2 separate regions of the Homo sapiens genome follow, and region 1 is linked to region 2. A link is a contact called in ENCODE Hi-C data. All regions are on one chromosome and are shown on one strand. Each heading gives the region's core, a stretch centred on a gene start or an enhancer-like site at or near the end of the contact. The rest is flanking DNA. Distances are from core to core; before and after follow the strand shown. Region 1 overlaps SHQ1 (SHQ1, H/ACA ribonucleoprotein assembly factor). Region 2 overlaps FOXP1 (forkhead box P1).

Region 1 (6,290 bases), core at 2,972-5,471, 1.8 Mb after region 2:
ACTCTGCTATTTTTGCAGAGACTAATGCCAAGAGAAAAGTGAAAAAGACCAACTAAGTAATGTATGATTGCATGTGGGTACCCACCACCACCACCACACACATGCAACTCTGCTGGGGGCATCCCCTGAATAACTGATCACCACCAGTTCTACTCTAGACAAGAAAGACTGATGCTTTAATGCAGTTTACTCAGCACAGTCATCTATGGCAACATGCACACATACATGCACTTACATTCTTCTCTCCTTCAGTGACACGGGTTTCATAGCAATATGCCAGAAGGATATCAATCAAACTGTAGCACACTTGACGACAGGCTCTCTTGTCCAGCAGATAAGATTTATTGACAAATTTTCGTAGCTGATACTTCTCTTCTTCAGAAAAAGACACTAGAAGAAAACGCATTTAAAAACTAGATGTTTCATTCAGTTTTGTAAAACTCCCAATGGAAGATTTGTCAAAATTAGAACTTTGATTATAGAAACTGAAATAAAAGTTCTTTCTACTTAACTATGGATATATAAATAACTTAAGTAGACTTCACAGTTTTAGTAAGAGCTATGAGTCTGCTCAAATTCTAATAGGGCTGAATAAAGAAGATTTTTCTAAATAATACCTATTCCTTAATTCCTGACCCTCCCTTTTTTGCTACACTGTTCTGTACTTAAGACGTCTGAATGCCAGTTACTGTCTTTAAAATTAAGATAATACATTTTGACAACAGAAAGTGCTAAATAAAGCACACTGAAAATATTCGTTATCCATTTTGAAAGTTCTATACCAAGAAATAGGAATACTCCCAGATATTAATCAATTAAAATTGTTAAATTTAAATTTAATTTAATTAGATTAAATTTCAATTCAAATTAATCCATTAAAATCTCATATTGTTTACCATATAAATCAAGTTTTACATATGACCACATCACATACGTTAGACTTGTGGGAAAAGATTGTTTCTTTACAACACAGTTCCTTTTTGCTTTTCTTCTTCTGCTTGGCACCTTCTCGCCTCCTGAATATTCGTCAACAGCCTCTCACACACTGAAAATCTAGTATATACCATTCCATAGTTTTCTCTAGACATGTAATCACATACAGACACACAAGCATACCTACTAGGGAGTTTATACTTCCTACACCCTCCCTCAACCCAAATAACTAGGTCATTTTTCTCCATCTAGCCCTTCTCACTCAACAATACCTCTGGCAAATCCCTAAAAGTCAACTGGTGTGTAACTAATTTTTGTAAAGGAGTATAATATTCCAAAATGTACCATGCTCTGTCCAATCACTCCCCCTACTGATGGGCACTCACTTTGCTTCTAGTTTTCTGCCACTGCTAATAATGCTGCAATAAATATCCTTATCCTATGTCCTTGATTATTAGAGGCTTTATTTCCATAAAGTAGACTCTCGAGACTGTATTGACTGGGTTAAAAAAGTATCTGTTTTAGAAAGACACTTTACTTAAAGGCTACAATAACTCTCCTTTCTCACAGTCATGAATAGAAGTTCCTCTTCCTACACATACCTCCCACCTCCCCCTGGCAAGAAATGTAATAGCTTTTTTACAATCATTTCCAGGTTAATAAATTGAGTATAGTAGGCAGAATTCTAAGATGACTTCCAATGAGTCATATCATTATGTGGGGATGGAGCTTGTGACCTGCTTCTGTCCAACAGAATACGACCAAGGCAATGGGACAGTCATTTCCATGATTATATTCCATTATTAGCAGACCAAAGCCAGGGACTCGCCTGCTAGTTTTGAAGAAATAAGATGTCACATGGTGAAGTGAGAGAGCCTGTGAGAAGGCTATGTGGCAGGGACCTGTAGAGGCCTCTAAGATCTAAGAGTGGCCCCCAGCTAACAGCCAGCAACAAAGTAGGGGCCTCAGTTCTATATCTGCAAGGAACTAAATTCTGCCAACAATCATGTGAGATTGGAAGAAGACCTTGAGCTCCAGGAAAGAACACAGCCTCCAACATCTGTTTTTTAAAAAAATAAGATGGATATCTTTGGCTACAGCCTTGCAAGACCTTACACAGTGGACCCAGCTAAGCCTGGCCCAACTTCTGACTCATGGAAACTGAGATCATGAATGTACACTGTGTGAAGCTTGTGATAATTTGTTATGCAGCAAGAGAAAACTAAAACAGTGACTTATCATTGTTATTTCACTTAGTATTTCTCCAATTGCTCAACTTTAAGCACTAGTTCCTTGGTTTGTAGGCAATCTGGATTTGCACTCTTATGAGTGACCCATTCGAATGTGTTTTGTCCAGTTTTTTTCTATTGGATGGCTTGTCTTGTCAAATTAAGAATCCTGTATATTATAGATATAAACCCTAATCATCTTTCCAAAGCTACCATATCTCTACTGACTTTGTTTATGGTACCTTTTGCCATTGAAACACTTATTTTTCATGTAGTCAAATATGTCCATTTTTTTTTTAAGACAAGATTCTGGATTTATAGCTTTAGTTAAGGTTTCCCCAATCCTTGAATTGTACATGAAGTCTCTTTAAGATTAAATTTATTATCCATTAAGTGGAGGTACAGCATCATAAACAAAGGTCCTCATCCTGGTCTTCATATTGAGTAGGCTGAGGAATAAGAGGAAGAGGAAGGGTTGGTTTTGCTATCTCAGGGGTGGCAGAGGCAAAAGAAAATCCCCATATAAGCAGACCTATGCATTTCAAACATGTTTTGTTCAAGGGTCAACTGTATTTAATTTAAAATTTACTGGATTTAATTAATAAGACAGATAAACTGAGTGTTGACTGCCTCATTGGAGGACGCATCTGAAGTTCCTTAATTTAAATAAAAGCTCTCAGTTCATTTTAAGCAATTTGATTTAAGGAAATGGCATGAAGGCATATACTCACTGCAGGAAGAAAGCATACCTGACAAAATATTTTATGACTCCTTGTATTTAGCAAGAAGGTTAGAGACAGTATTCCCTTAGGTATGGTTTTTGAGATGTTCATTAATTTAGCTAATGGGAAAATGCCAGGTGTTCATGATCTCTGACTAGAGAAAAGTCTTTATATCCTAGTTGACTAATAGACCCCTGCTCCCACATAATTCTCAATCACAAAGTAAGCATGCCCAGAAACTATTTAGCAACATGTCAACTCTCTACATATTTATGCCTTCATTTTTAAGTAATCATACCTATCGACGTTTATCCATTTATAAAAGTTGACCTAGGCAATGTAGGTTCTGACGTTACATTATCCACATGTAAGTATTTCTACATTAGTCATTTTCAATAACTGTGCACAGAAGAAAAACCTACTTGAATTATTCTTCTGAATTCTTGGATACTAGGAGCTGCTAGACTTTCCCTAAAACACTTCCACCTTTTACTGAGCATTTATAAGTTCCACTGTGGCCTACTTCATTAATAACACACAAATGCATTTAAATTCTGAAATTCAAGCAAAGAAATCAGAGATGATAAATAACAATAACAACAAACCAGGAAATCACTAGAGAAACCAAAAGTCTGAGCTCCCTAAGGCCTTTTTTATTAGAGCTGTAAATCATATCACCCAAAGGGGAACTTGGGGGAAGTTTGCACACAATCAAGTCTAACCTAGCAGCAGTACTGGAAATAACTACAGATGCAGTGCCAACAATGCTTGGATGATTGCCACCATGAATAACATTTGTCAAGCATTTGTATGACTTAGCTACACTACAAAGCAGCTTTGCTATATAGTTCACAATGTTTTGGCTAATTATACTTTTAAAAATAATCTCCAGTGAAACAAAAGTCAGCTGAACTCTCAATACATTTGAGGAGGAAACTGGTGCCCTAGCATTGAAGCAAATGGCCAAGGACCACCTCCCAACATCAAAAACCCCACCAATATGTCTGAAGGCTGCAAAGGGACTATCAAAATGAAAGATGTCTGCAAGGTAGTCACTTTTCTCTTCCAAATATTTTCTAATTTTGTTACTTTTAAATCCTCCCTTCCTCTCTAAATCCCCCTCCCAAACATCCCTCTTATCTGGGTCAACAATTAAATCACAAAGGATCTCAATGCTCTCAGAGTAACGCACATCTGTCTATTACATTGTACATTCACTGGAACCAGATCAAGGGAACCAGAAAAAATTGTGCTGCATTCAAACCTTCAGCCTAAATGGGTAGCCCTGCAGTGCTACAACTTTCAAAGTTGACACTGACAGTTATCTCTACAAACACTGAAGGGCTCACTGGTGCCAAACAGGATGTCCCTGCTAGGAAGTTCATTGACTATAAATGTTACGTGGTGTCATAACAAGCAATAACGTGCCAAGACTCTGGAGCTTCAGATTAACCACTGAAAGACAACATGGGAAATGCGGTGAGTTCATCCTCATGAAACCAGAGCTCAGGGGAAGCACGGCGTTTAACACTTCCATTTACAAGCCTTTGGGGAGGAAAATCTGGATCACTACAAAGCTGGAGAAAAGTCTCCCTGTTGTAACTCAGGGCTGTGATGAAAACGACAAGAATTACAACCAAGGGAGAAAAAGAGGGAGCAAAGTTCACCACCTAAGGCTTATCTGGAATTCAAAGCAATCTAGGTTAATATTTTATGATACAGAATGAATCAAAGGTACACCCCTCACCTGCACTGTTGTATCTGCCTGGCGACACCTGATGAGGAGGTGTTAAACAGACAACAGCCCACGCTATGACACAAAGAGGAAGAAGGCCAGAGAGGCAAAGAACAAAGAGGAAGAGGAGAAAAGGTACAGCAGCATGCACCATAGTTCAGCAGAAAACTGTGATGTTTATTTCTTGGTTTATTTCTTTTCCCCCATATTTTATCCTGGCTCAACACACTTCAATTTATTCCTCCAATTCTGAGTGCCCCAAATATTTGAACCAGGATTTTTCAAATGAGAGAGAAATCTTGTTAACAAGGAACTTTCCCTTAAAGCTTTCTAAATGTATAAAAATTGTAATTTCACAGAGAAACCATCCAACTCCTGGCTCTCCTGTGACTGATTTTACTCTACAATAATAATTTCTAACATTTACAGGATTTTAAATACATCGTTTCATTCAATCTCAGGACAACTCTGAGGTAGGTACAGCATTCCACAGCAACCCAAAGGTGCAAGATCATATCGCAGGCATGTGGTGGAACAAGAAGTCCAACCCCAAGCCTACATTTAGTTTATATCTTACATTTGGTATTATTAGAAGAGACACGCTGTTCGACACAAAGCTCAAGTTCGTCTACCTTAGATCACATGTCCTTGCTATTTTTAAAGGTGGTTTTTAGAATGAATCACCATAATGGCTTTGCAGACTATGACTGTTCCTGATGCACCAGCCTGGCTATCAGTCATGGGTCAGATGAAGGGTCAGGAGGGCAGGTGGTTAAAAGGACTGAGTGGCTTGATCTCCTGCTAAAATTACACAAAGAAGACTAAGAGCATTGCTGACACAGAAAACTGGACTGAGAACAAGCTACAGTTTATCAAAGTAGAGCAAGTTAGAATTTAAATCAAAGGGAACGCCTTCTCTTGATTTTTAGGGCAACTAGCTCACCCTGGTGGACAGAAAACTCAACTACGCAACCATCAATTTTCTCCCACACCACCTCATTAAAATACCGTGCTAAAATTAGGGAAACTGACTCAAACCAGTTGACACACTTGATGATTTAAGTTTGTTCAAACTTCATGATCAGATCTACCTAGCATGTACAATTAACTATCTATATTCTGTTAGCAATCCTAAACCTGAAAATTTGTCTATATATACATAATGTGAGAAGTCTCTGAAAGCTGCTTAAACTCAAATATAAAAGTCAGGATTTGTTGAAAACGACAATAAATCTATAACAAAGAGTCACTATAGGCCGGGCGCGGGAGCTCACACCTGTAATCCCAGCACTTTGGGAGGCCGAGGCTGGCGGATCACAAGGTCAGGAGATCGAGACCATCCTGGCTAACAGGGTGAAACCCCGTCTCTAGTAAAAACACAAAAAATTAGCCAGGCGCGGTGGCCGGTGCCTGTAGTCCCAGCTACTTGGGAGGCTGAGGTAGGAGAATGGCGTGAAACCGGGAGGCAGAGCTTGCAGTAAGCCGACATTGTGCCACTGCACTCCAGCCTGGGCGACAGAGCAAGACTCCGTCTCAAAAAAAAAAAAAAAAAAAGAGTCACTATAATGAGCTTCTGTTATGCAATAAAGCTAATCCTCTATTTTCTAAAATATTATAGTAGCAATTTTTTGATCTGGTAGAACTCACCTAAACTTTAATAAAACTTAACCA
Region 2 (5,876 bases), core at 634-3,133:
CAATTAACTAAGACTATGGGCACATGCCACGACACCCAGCTGAATTTTTTTTTTTTTTTTTTTGGCAGAGATAGGGTCTTGCTATGTTGACCTGGCTGGTCTCAAACTCTTGGCCTCAAGAAATCCTTCCACCTTAGCCTCCAAATGCATTGGGATTACAGGGGTAAACCACCTGTGTCTTGCCTGGTGTACCTTTTAATTCTAACAACCGTAAAAAGTGGTTAACATCCCAAATCACATGTGCTGATACTGAGGCTCAGATGACATGTGGCTAGTTCAAAGAACATATTAATAATGTCCTCACTACCCAGTCAGGCTTTCTCCAAAACTTTCTTTACATCCACTGCCAAGCAGAAAGCAAACTGTCAATAAGAAGTGCTGCCTCTAACCAGGCTGTATAATGCAGCAGTTAAGAATAAGTCTTCTGAAGCCAGACTGCCTGGGTTTGGACCTTGACTCCACCTCTTATTAGCTGTGTGACCTTGGGTAAATCATTTAACCTCTCTGGGCATTAGTTTCCTTAACTCTATGCTGGGAATACTACTACAATACTAGCATAAACTGTTTGTGAGGATTAAATGAGTTAATATATGTGAAGCATTTCGGGACTATGCCTGTTTTAAGGTTCAGTACTATTTAATTATAAACTATTACTAGGGGAGTGTAAAATCAAGGGAACAGAAAATAGGTGAAAATAATCTATGAAGTAACACTTAAATCAAGGTCAAAGCAATGTTACCTTTATTAAGTAAGAATACCAAGGAGAATTCAAGCAACACTGCTATCAATTTGCCTAAACCATAAGAAATCCCTTCTAAAAAAGAAAGGGACAACTGAAGAGAAGCGTAGACTAGAGAATTTTGGGTCCACTGAAGCAAATGAAGATGCTTTCAGGATCTATGAATCCAGCAATCTGAGCAAAGTACTTGATGCATCACTCTCTGATGACAATAACCCCCCCTCCCCCCCCACCCAGTGAGATCATTCAAAGAAGCCAGGTGGTTTTTACTTGAACCACAGAAGTTTGCTAGCTTCTTTCAGTTCGGTTCAATGGAAAACAAAGTTGGTTTCATCAAAGTCAATTTGATTTCCCTTTAGACTGAACAGAGAAGTGGGAAATGTGAATCTACAAGAAGACTAACTTATTTTCCACTGCACTAGGCAAGATCCTGATACCTGAAGACAACTCTGAATTTCCAAGAGTTAAAATCATGTTGTAGAGGAAAACTGAAATCCTGAATTTGTTACATATGACCAGTCAATGCGTAACTCAGGAAAGCATCTAGGGGAGTTTCTTCTTACTCAGCATTTGCTCTCCTTTGCTACTTTACAATATTCATTTTTACATTCTTGAAGCAACTTTCTCATCCCCAGCCCCCATGTGGTTCACGTGGGGTGAACATCTCCCTCTGTTCTGGAGGCAGCATGTAATGCAAGCCAGGGCACATCATGGTGATTGGCTCAAAGCTAGAACACATGACTCAATCTGGGCCAATGACAGTCTGCCTATGGCTTTTTCTGGGGCTACATGGAAAGAGATACTCTGTGGGATTAATAAACCTGTCCTCTTCAGTTCCACTTGGAAAGAGCCCCCAGATGAAGACAACATAGAAAAACAGAGCTAATGGACAATCAATACTCCAACAGCCTTGGTTAAATATCAGGATCTAGCCATGCTTGAAGCCAGCTGTACCACTGGACTTCCTAGCAATAGGGGCCAATTATCATCCCTCATTTATTTATTTATTTTTTTCGCTTCAGCCAATTTAAGTTGGGTTTCTGTAACTTACAAACAAAAGTCGTCTTACAAATATAAGTCAATAAATAAGTACCAGGAAATAACCAAGCAACAGTTGCAGGTTGATAGTGGGCATTCCAATTCCACTGAGCAAACAGGAACTGAGAACATGTCGTGTCATGTGCAAAACCACAATAAATAATTGATAGGTGGTTTCCTATACAAGTGCCAGACTTCTAATATCTTTAGAAGAGAAATGGGCTCTTTTATAGGAATTGAGTCTAGGCCCCAATTCTAATGATCTTTATTTTCTTTAATACGAAAATTATTCTCTCTCCTTTTTGGGATAATCTTCTAATAAATATAACCTAATTGTCAGCTCACATAACAAATGAACCTATGATTTGAGGATTTTTTACGGTAGGCATAAGTTAGCCATTAACAAAATGTTTAAAATGGGTCTAGAAACTGTCATTTCCCTTTCTGACTCTGAAACTGATATATGTCCCTGAGCTTATGGATAGCAATTTTATAGTTCTAGAGACTTTATAACAATAAATCATATTTACAGATGTTTATCAGCCATTCTACAGATGGAAGAAATCGGTACCAAGGTATTTATCAAACCTAGCACTGGTGTAGAAGAAAAAACTCAGAATTTAAAAGTGGCTCTGCCAAGTTCTTTTTCTCTCATTATATAAATATGATTAGGCAAATGATCAGGAAAGAACAAAACTAAGATTCTATAGTGAGTGATTTCTAAACAAAACAAAACCCAATATCACTACTCTGAATGATAATAATTGTAAACGGCTGTTGCTTAATTTAAAATAAAGCATTGCTGATCGTGATTGTTCACATCTAGAAGCAATTTTGGACATCTCTTTTAAAATATTTTTAAGTACTTAAGTTTTCAATGACTACATAATGCTCTCAGAGTATAATCCTGAGGCAAGAAAGCTATGAAATAGATTCACAGGCTTCCATTCATTAACCAAAAATTTATATTCACCAAAACTGCTTGCAGGTAACACAAGGTATCTCTCTAAGGATGGCTTTATTACAATATTTGTATCGGGTCCATAAAGATAGATACAGAGACTGTTCTAACAATATAAAGACCACACAAAACTGGAGACCTGCACATAAATCAGCTCACCTCTGTTTCCCTGGGGCTTGAATGAGAGAGAAAAGCTAGAAGGAGATGGTCCCCAACACCCAATTTGTAAACCATCAAGCACCCAGATGTATACATGGGCATATGTTATAGTTATACATGTGCCTATGTTATAGGTATACATGTGCATATGTTTGATTACATGTCTATAATATCATGTAACATTATATTCAATTCATAGGTTAATGATTCAGTGATATTATGAATATATTTATATGATACAAAAATGGAGGGCAGTTTGGTCTAAATTTTATTTTTAACTGACAAGGTAACACAAGTAAGGAATAGCATAGAAGCATTTCACTTCAGCTATGAGATTAATATTATTTCCTTACAGAGATGCTTTATAGGTGTTATAGCTTCAAATGGGCCAACCCAGGTCTTAGTCATACTTTAACAGTAGAAATTGTTACTCCACTTTCCCTATAAGGACAAGAACCTGAACAAAAGTCAATACCAATATAGAAAGTTAAGAACCAAATTGGTAGCTTTCCTCGCCATCTGCTTTCTACATTTATAAAGTCAATTGTATAACAAAGAATGGGTCCAATCACCCAGCTGCAATTGGCCAGTAATTGTCACCAATTTTATAAAAATAAAGTGCATATGCAATTGCTTCAAAGAGAATAAAATACCTAGGAACCCAACTTGCAAGGGAAGTGAAGGACCTCTTCAAGGAGAACTACAAACCACTGCTCAATGAAATAAAAGAGGATACAAACAAATGGAAGAACATTCCATGCTCATGGATAGGAAGAATCAGTATCGTGAAAATGGCCACATTGCCCAAGGTAATTTATAGATTCAATGCCATCGCCATCAAGCTACCAATGACTTTCTTCACAGAATTGGAAAGAACTACTTTAAAGTTCATATGGAACCAAAAAAGAGCCCACATTGCCAAGATAATCCTAAGCAAAAAGAACAAAGCTGGAGGCATCACACTACCTGACTTCAAACTATACTACAAGGCTACAGTAACCAAAACAGCATGGTACTGGTACTACAACAGGGATATAGACCAAGGGAACAGAACAGAGCCCTCAGAAATAATACCACACATCTACAACCACCTGATCTTTGACAAACCTGACAAAAACAAGAAATGGGGAAAGGATTCCCTATTTAATAAATGGTGCTGGGAAAACTGGCTAGCCATATGGAGAAAGCTGAAACTGGATCCCTTCCTTACACCTTATACAAAAATTAATTCAAGATGGATTAAAGACTTAAACGTTAGACCTAAAAACCATAAAATCCCTAGAAAAAGAAAACCTAGGCAATACCATTCAGGGCATAGGCATGGGCAAGGACTTCATGACTAAAACAGCAAAAGCAATGGCAACAAAAGCCAAAATTGACAAATGGGATCTAATTAAACTAAAAAGCTTCTGCACAGCAAAAGAAACTACCATCAGAGTGAACAGGCAACCTACAGAATGGGAGAAAATTTTTGCAATCTACTCATCTGACAAAGGGCTAATCTACAAAGAACTTAATTTACAAGAAAAAAATCAAACAACCCCATCAAAAAGTGGGCGAAGGATATGAACAGACACTTCTCAAAAGAAGACATTTATGCAGCCAACAGACACATGAAAAAATGCTCATCATCACTGGCCATCAGAGAAACGCAAATCAAAACCGCAATGAGATACCATCTCACACCAGTTAGAATGGCAATCATTAAAAAGTCGGGAAACAACAGGTGCTGGAGAGGATGTGGAGAAATAGGAACACTTTTACAGTGCTGGTGGGAGTGTAAACTAGTACAACCATTGTGGAAGAAAGTGTGGCGATTCCTCGAGGATCTAAAACTAGAAATACCATTTGACCCAGCCATCCCATTACTGGGTATATACCCAAAGGTTTATAATTCATGCTGCTATAAAGACACATGCACATGTATGTTTATTGCGGCACTATTCACAATAGTAATACTTGGAACCAACCCAAATGTCCATCAATGATAGACTGGATTACGAAAATGTGGCACATATACACCATGGAATACTATGCAGCCATAAAAAAGGATGAGTTCATGTCCTCTGTAGGGACACAGATGAAGCTGGAAACCATAATTCTGAGCAAACTATCGCAAGGACAGAAAACCAAACACCGCATGTTCTCACACATAGGTGGGAATTGAACGATGAGAACACTTGGACACAGGGTGGGGAACATCACACATCAGGGCCTGTCGTGGGGTGGGGGGAGAGGGGAGGGGACAGCATTAGGAGATACACTTAATGTAAATGAGGAATGGGTGCAGCACACCAACATGGCACATGTATACATATGTAACAAACCTGCATGTTGTGCACACGTACCCTAGAACTTAAAGTATAATTTAAAAAAAAAAAGAAGATGACACCTCCAACAACAACAACAACAACAACAAAATTATAGTGTATATGTCATTGATTTGATATGTAAGGACATGAATAAAAGTAAACGCTAAAAAACTGCAAGTTTAATACTGGAATCGTTTTTTTTAATCCTTGTCACTCTGAAAAATGGGTAAATATGGGCTCTTACTAAGACTTACGCCTTTGAATGTAAGCCTTTTTCCCATTGTAGTACAACCCTCAATAGATTTTGTAACTATTCCTATGACAGTGCACTAGACCTTGTGATTTAGAGTCCACTCTCAAAGGGGTGAGGTGAAACTCTCCATCAAAAAGGCATTTTATGAGCAAAGCATGAACGGTGGGAGGTGTTGGCTATGTAAAAGAAGAAAACAAAATAAAATCATTCTTACTTTAGAAATGATTGGAAATCTTCGCACACTGCTTCACAGCCTGGCCACTTGCATACACCATGTCCATAGAGAGGATGGCTATGGGGGTGCTCCTCATGGGACAAACTGAAAGAAAACACACAGAAGACCAGAGAATGAATTTGCTGCCAAGAACCATTCCACCAGACGAGGATAAAAAAGGCAGGAGGAGCCCACATGGC

The links. Hi-C counts contacts between places; a loop is a spot of excess contacts on that map. Pooled maps may share reads with other maps.
Region 1: a pooled map shows a loop between it and region 2 (16-fold over the local background). The contact joins two enhancer-like sites. A Hi-C loop is called at or near these places in 2 of 37 single-sample maps with no recorded cell type and 2 of 50 pooled maps.

What each region holds. Positions count from the first base shown.
Region 1 is chr3:72,816,995-72,823,284 of GRCh38, forward strand. It overlaps SHQ1 (SHQ1, H/ACA ribonucleoprotein assembly factor), which reads right to left. Exons shown (of 11, transcript NM_018130.3): 7 at 236-390. Among named protein-coding and RNA genes, the nearest start is that of SHQ1, 28 kb to the right of the region's middle. RefSeq lists enhancers at 5,253-5,302, 5,323-5,602. Within about 2 kb of position 4,222, at least 13 of the 41 ENCODE cell types and tissues checked have a DNase peak (open chromatin) inside an H3K27ac peak, as active enhancers do.
Region 2 is chr3:71,009,873-71,015,748 of GRCh38, forward strand. FOXP1 (forkhead box P1) reads right to left here. Exons shown (of 21, transcript NM_001349338.3): 12 at 5,677-5,781. Among named protein-coding and RNA genes, the nearest start is that of FOXP1-AS1, 280 kb to the right of the region's middle. Within about 2 kb of position 1,884, at least 8 of the 41 ENCODE cell types and tissues checked have a DNase peak (open chromatin) inside an H3K27ac peak, as active enhancers do.